Linked DNA regions of Homo sapiens: region 2 is linked to region 1. Evidence: read pairs that join two places in POLR2A ChIA-PET (ENCODE). Cell type or tissue: Panc1. All regions are shown on one strand. Links, peaks and the distances in the headings refer to the core of each region. The heading gives the core; the rest is flanking DNA.

The links. ChIA-PET counts read pairs that join two places held together with the same protein. Peaks named below come from ENCODE experiments on the same cell type or tissue, not always from the same donor. Only the 100,000 strongest peaks of a DNase experiment are listed, where the experiment ranks them.
Region 2: POLR2A ChIA-PET joins it to region 1 with 5 read pairs; 2 of 35 experiments call an interaction of 5 or more read pairs at or near these places.

The regions. Positions count from the first base shown.
Region 1 is chr12:65,953,357-65,956,276 of GRCh38, forward strand. The region is part of intron 4 of HMGA2 (high mobility group AT-hook 2); the gene reads left to right. Among named protein-coding and RNA genes, the nearest start is that of HMGA2-AS2, 6.1 kb to the left of the region's middle. In Panc1, for the core only: no CTCF peak of the experiment used is centred there; no DNase peak of the experiment used is centred there; H3K27ac peaks cover 2,500 bases.
Region 2 is chr12:65,587,325-65,590,244 of GRCh38, forward strand. All of the region lies in intron 1 of MSRB3-AS1 (MSRB3 antisense RNA 1), which reads right to left. Among named protein-coding and RNA genes, the nearest start is that of LINC02454, 14 kb to the right of the region's middle. In Panc1, for the core only: no CTCF peak of the experiment used is centred there; no DNase peak of the experiment used is centred there.

The DNA.
Region 1 (2,920 bases), core at 294-2,793:
GATGATAAGACTGGAATTTTCTTGTTTTGTTTGATTTTGTTGTTGTTGAGTTGCAGAAGGGAAAACTGAAACATAAATTAAGGGAAAGAAATTACAGATGAGATGAATGGCATATAGAAAGGTAGAGAGGCAAGAACAAATACATCATAGGTGGAGATTATTAATATGGCTAGAACTGATTGCAAGTTGGACATTAATACATCAAGAAATAATATAAGTGAAATCACAGTTGTTTTTCCCAAGAGAATTCAGAATCTCAAAGAAGCCACAAGTGGATTGAGTTGATCTTCAAGGATCAATCTGGCTATCTTACAGACCCTGTTCCAGATTTGCCCTTTATAGGAGAGTTCAGACTCAGAATTATAAAAAAGAACATGAGCTCATTGGGCTACCTAATTTATATTGTGTAATGACACAGTGATGAATTATATAAACATGAAAACTACGTGAAAGTTCGTGGAGGATAATGTAAATTTTACACTACATTCAAAAGAATCTCTTCCTTTTCCATCTGTTTCTTTCAAAATACCCTCCCAGATGGCTTTCCCATGAGGCAATCTGGATTAACTCAGCCTCATATCCTTCCTTCAACAGCACTTTGAGGGGTTACATTCAGAATCGCTTTTGAGGTGGTAAAAATTTTAGCACAACTAAATATTTTACATCTAAAGAAAAGGGCTCAGCAGTGTGTAAACAGACCTACGTTTTTCTTTCTGGCCCCATCACTGGGCTAATTAATTTCTCTTTGCTCTATTTATCCATCTAGGAAATGGGATAATAATAATGCCTTTTCCCTTACTCCCAAGAACATTACAAGAGATGCATAATTATATAAATTCCAGGTAGCATTATTACATTCTGACTTATTTTTGACTGTTAAGTTTTTCATTTCCAGAGATTTATAGTCTCAAAAATTCTAGAATCCTGATTTATTCCAAAGTACTTCCTCTTTGACGTCAAGTGTTTTCATTGAATGTTTTTTAAGGCAGGAATTTTTTAGCTGGAGGAAATTTTCTAGTAATTGCTCCATCCTACTGTTAGGGCTAAAGCATTCAGAATCATCTTCCTAGCATTTATGTCACACGTATACAGAATTACAAAGGCTCTGTGGTGAAGTATCCTCATACTGCCCAATGCTGAAGTCTCCTCAGAACTTCAAGAATGGCCCTTGTTGAACCTGGGGTACAAAGCAGCAGAGTTTATTCTGAGGAGACAAATTCAGAATTATGATAAATCTCAGCACCTGCATACGCACTTGTGTTTGTGTATACAAGTACATGCATCTAGAGAGAAATGAAAAGTGAAGGACCACCCTGTTGCAGGGGTTTGTGTTTGCGAAATCCACCAGGTGTCATCAGCTGCAAACATCAAGTGTGTCCCATAATCCTAATGGGAGAGTTAATAGTCTCTTAAAAATCTAAAGGGGAAAATCTGTAATATGTACGTTAACTTTTTTCTAAAATTCCAAAACCAATGAAAACAGCTTACAAAATAACTCTACTATATTTCCACTTCAAGTGATAAACAATAAATTGAAATCAGCTAATTACAAATAAATAGAAATGAGGCTGGGTGCAGTGGCTCACACCTGTAATCCCAACACTTTGGGAGGTCAGGAGTTCGAGACCAGCCTGGCCAACATGGTGAAGCCCCATCTCTACTAAATACACAAAAATTAGCCGGGCGTGGCGGCGGCCATCTATAATCCCAGCTACTCGGGAGGCTGAGGCAGGAGAATCACTTGAACCTGGTTGGCGGGGGAGGGTTGCCGTGAGCAGAGATTGTGCCACTGCACCCCAGCCTGGGTGACAGCGAGACTCCATCTCAAAAGAAAGAAAGAAAGAAATAGAAAGCAGCTCGTTTTTTAGCAATTTGAGCAGTTGAATTCTCAGTCATATGAATTACATTCTTCAGTAGGAAATGGTGGTAGGTTTTTCTTTTTCTTTTTTTAAAAAAAGAAACACCATAAAAGTACCAGATTATTATTATTATTAGAGGGTGCTTTGTTACTCAAGTTTTTACTTTGATAAAAATAAGTGTCTCTCCAACTGAGATGTCTAAAAAAGTTTCGCTAGTTTATCAGGTATTTGATCGTTTATTGCTATTTCCCTTTTAAGGCTTTAATCTGAGACTTGAAGGGACTCCCTAAATGTAATTCAGACATTTTTCTCTCACCTTTCTTCTACCCAAAGGGAAAACAGGTTTTTAAAATCCTAACAGCTCTCCACCCTTTCAATCCACTTTCCCCATTGTTGTACAGCCCTGGCAAACGATGCCTCTGGCAATTAGGACAGGTATAAACCTGCTCCTTTTCAATTTCCCAATGAGAGAATTGCAAAGTTTTCAGTTTCTAAAAGACTGGAAACAAAGCTTTCTGTTTCAAAAAAAGAGTTTTTACTTGCAAGTAACATCTTCTGTGGGTGGTGTGCACCCGGGCAAAGAAATCTCAGTAAGCCTTGATTATCACGGGATTTCTTCCCCCTCAAAATAAAATGTTGAATGTTTTTACAGAGACTTCAAGGGCAGTTTTAAGGATGTTTATATTTCAGACAACCTAAACATTGTTTGGAGCAAAATGAGAGATTTCATTTTGGGACAAGCAAGTTGATGAATTGCAGTCAGCATCTCGTTCTCAAAGAAGGCATTTTTACTGGGGGCTTTTAGTCTAGACATACAAAGAGGGAAGGAGGAAAGGGGAAAGCATTCTCACTCTAACACTCGTCTTTTACATGGTACCTTGGCCAGTGCAGTAAATAGTTCATAATAAATCAGACTTACAAATACTCACTCGTCTACTCACTCAAGGAGCATAATGATTTATACTGCCTAAGTCACAAAGATTACCGATGTATTTATTTTCTTGCTTATGCACTTTCAAGCTAGTAAAACATCTTGTGGGCCAGTAAATGTTTAGTACCAA
Region 2 (2,920 bases), core at 320-2,819, 370 kb before region 1:
AGAATGAACGGGGATTACCTTGGGCAAGAGGAGCAACGACGGTCATTATGGAGGGAAGCAGGAGATGTCAAAGATGAGTCCAGGCTTGCGGTTGGCTCATCTAAAGGCCACTAGTTACTCACTCTTTTCTGAAGATGAACACATAAGCAATTTCTTGATCTTTACCTTTGACTGAAAGTCCTTCATCATATAGTATTTTATATATTTTGTACATTTATATATTTTAACAAAATATTAAAATGTATAATATAAATATATATTTATACAAATATAAATACACACACACACACACACACACACACACACACACAGTTCCATCCAAAAGAAGGAAACAAGAAAACCACCCCTGAAACATTGAGAAATGGCATGGTGAAGGGGGAAAAGCAATGAATTAGGACCCAGAAATTCATAGGTTTAGTCCTGGCTGAGCCATTAGTTTACTGTTGACCTTGGCCTTGGTTTCTCCATCTTTAAGATGGAGGTAGTAGTGCCTGCCTTAGTTCGCCCTCCAGAGTCACTGCGAAGATTAAATGCTATAATCTATAAGGGGGAAAACTTAGAAAACATTCTCATGCTTTGGCTAAGAGCTTTGGAAAGCACTTAGTTACGTGGAGATTCCAGGGAAGTTTCCTTCAGTTTTCTCTGCATTATTAGATTTCTTGTTGTAGAAAAGTGTGTGCGCTTTGTGAACCAGGTTTTCAGAGCCTCCAGATTTCCTTAAGTACAGCACATGTCCCTGAGGGTATATGGCACACACTTCCCTTTTAACAACTGCACATTTCACTTAATGTTTAGTGTTTCTGCTTCAAAATGAATGCTACTCCATGGCTGGTGTGGGTGAATAGCCCACACTGGTCTTAGTTCAGTTTGTGTCAGTGATTAGCTCAGCTGAAATTGGTTGGGAAAGGAGGAGAACACTGTTCAGCTTGATAAAAATAAAGTACATTCTTTCAATAAAGAGGGAGTGAACAGAAAGCAATTGACTGTGGAGAAGGCAGGTGACCTAACAACTACAGAAGAGAATTTAAAGTTTGGCATTGGAAGCCACTGACTTCCAATTCTAATGTGACATATTGAATTGTGTGACTTGGACATGCACACACATACATATACATGTGTACATGTTTATGTTTCTATACATATTTCTGCATGAATATGTAAATATATGTGTATTTATATTCATAATGCACTCTCAAGTTCAAAGACTCTGAGCCACATTAGTGTACAGTTTTATAATTTAAGATGATTTTGTTATCAAAAAATTGGAACTTCTACCTATTTAAAACTTATTTCTACTGTTTTAAGTGAAAATATTTAGTTGTAAACAGCAGACAGCCATTCTAAGGAAAAAAATTATTAAAAGGCCCCCACTTTTTTTTTGAGAAACAGTCTCACTCTGTCACGCAGGCTGGAGTGCAGTAGTACAATCATAGCTCGCTGCAGCCTCAAACTCCTGGGCTCAAGTGATCCCCCTTCCTCAGCCTCCCAAGTCGCTGGGACTACAAGCACACACCCCCACACCTGGCTAATTTTTAAATTTATTCTAGAGCTGGATCTCACTATGTTGCTTAGGCTGGTCTCAAACCCTTGGGCTCAGCCTCCCAAAGTGCTAGGATTACAGGCAAGAGCCACCATATCCGGCTCTTAAAAGGCTTTTGAGTAGCTCGTGGAATTGCCAGGTGCCTTAGAGAAGATTCTGAACTCTATAGCCAGGAACAATGCTCAGAATCAAATTGCAGAACCTTTCTGGTGAGGACATCATAGCTGCTTATGATCCCTAGATTCTATGGGCAGCTGCCACCACTACCAGAGTCTTCCTTGCAATGCGAGCTTCTTGCATCATGACTTCTAGATTCCAAGTATGCAAAGGTACATATTACTGGGGAACCTGGGCCACATGCTCGCGCCTAGCTCTAGAGAAATTTGGGAAACAATAAGTATGTATGCAGCATTTTTAGCTTCTGTACTAGTTGATAACATGAGCTTCCACCAAGAATCCTAAAGCGTGGAAGTCTTCAAATATGGGTAAGAAGTTCTGATGTTTATTGGACAACCAAAAAGAGTGACATTTGTGTACCATGACAGAGTAGTGCTAATAGATGCTAATTCCAAAGATAAGAGGCTGAGCCTGGCTTTCAGTCTTTAAGAAAGTATTTGAAAAACAGAGTCTATACAATGAATTCCTGATTTTAGGAAAAGCTGCACAGTCTCCCAGGAATACCCTGACAGATCAGAGCAGTAATAAAGCAACACAGCTCAGGCCTAAGGAGCAGATACTTCTAGAAAAGTTTCAACAACAGAAACCTGATTAAAAAAAAAAAAAAAGCATAGCCATTGATATAAAACATATGACACATATCTTAGTTGGACTCTCAAAACATTTCTCACTTCTCTACAACAAACAATGCTTCCAAAAATGGCCCATGCCCTGTCTCTAGGAGATGAATTGGATTCAACTCATCCCATTTCAGAGCACGTTTGATAGAGTTCATGTACCAAGCCCTTCCTGTGGGCTGAGGAACTTTCCGTGGGCTGAGGAACTTCTCAACTTCCACTGTTCCATAGTGGGGAAAAATTCATTTGGTAAGCTGTTAAAAACTCCTAGTCATTAAATGAAGTTTGCTCTGCCTTGGGTCAAAAATAAAAAGGCCTATTGCCTCTTAAATTACCATGTCTGAGGCCATTTGTAGTAGTTCCTTGCTATTCTTGAGGAGGAAAAAAAGGCACGATCCTCTGCAAAAATGGTAGTTATGCTCTTTTAGGAGCCACCTCCTTGACACAGGTGGGGAGGCTTAGTTGGGTGAGGGGTCCCAGCTAAGCAAACCTCTGGGAAGGCCCAGCCTGGGCATAGCCAGTGTGTCCTCATGCCAAGATCTTCCCAGAATGAGTCTTGGGAGGATTTAGGTCTCTGAGTGTGGAA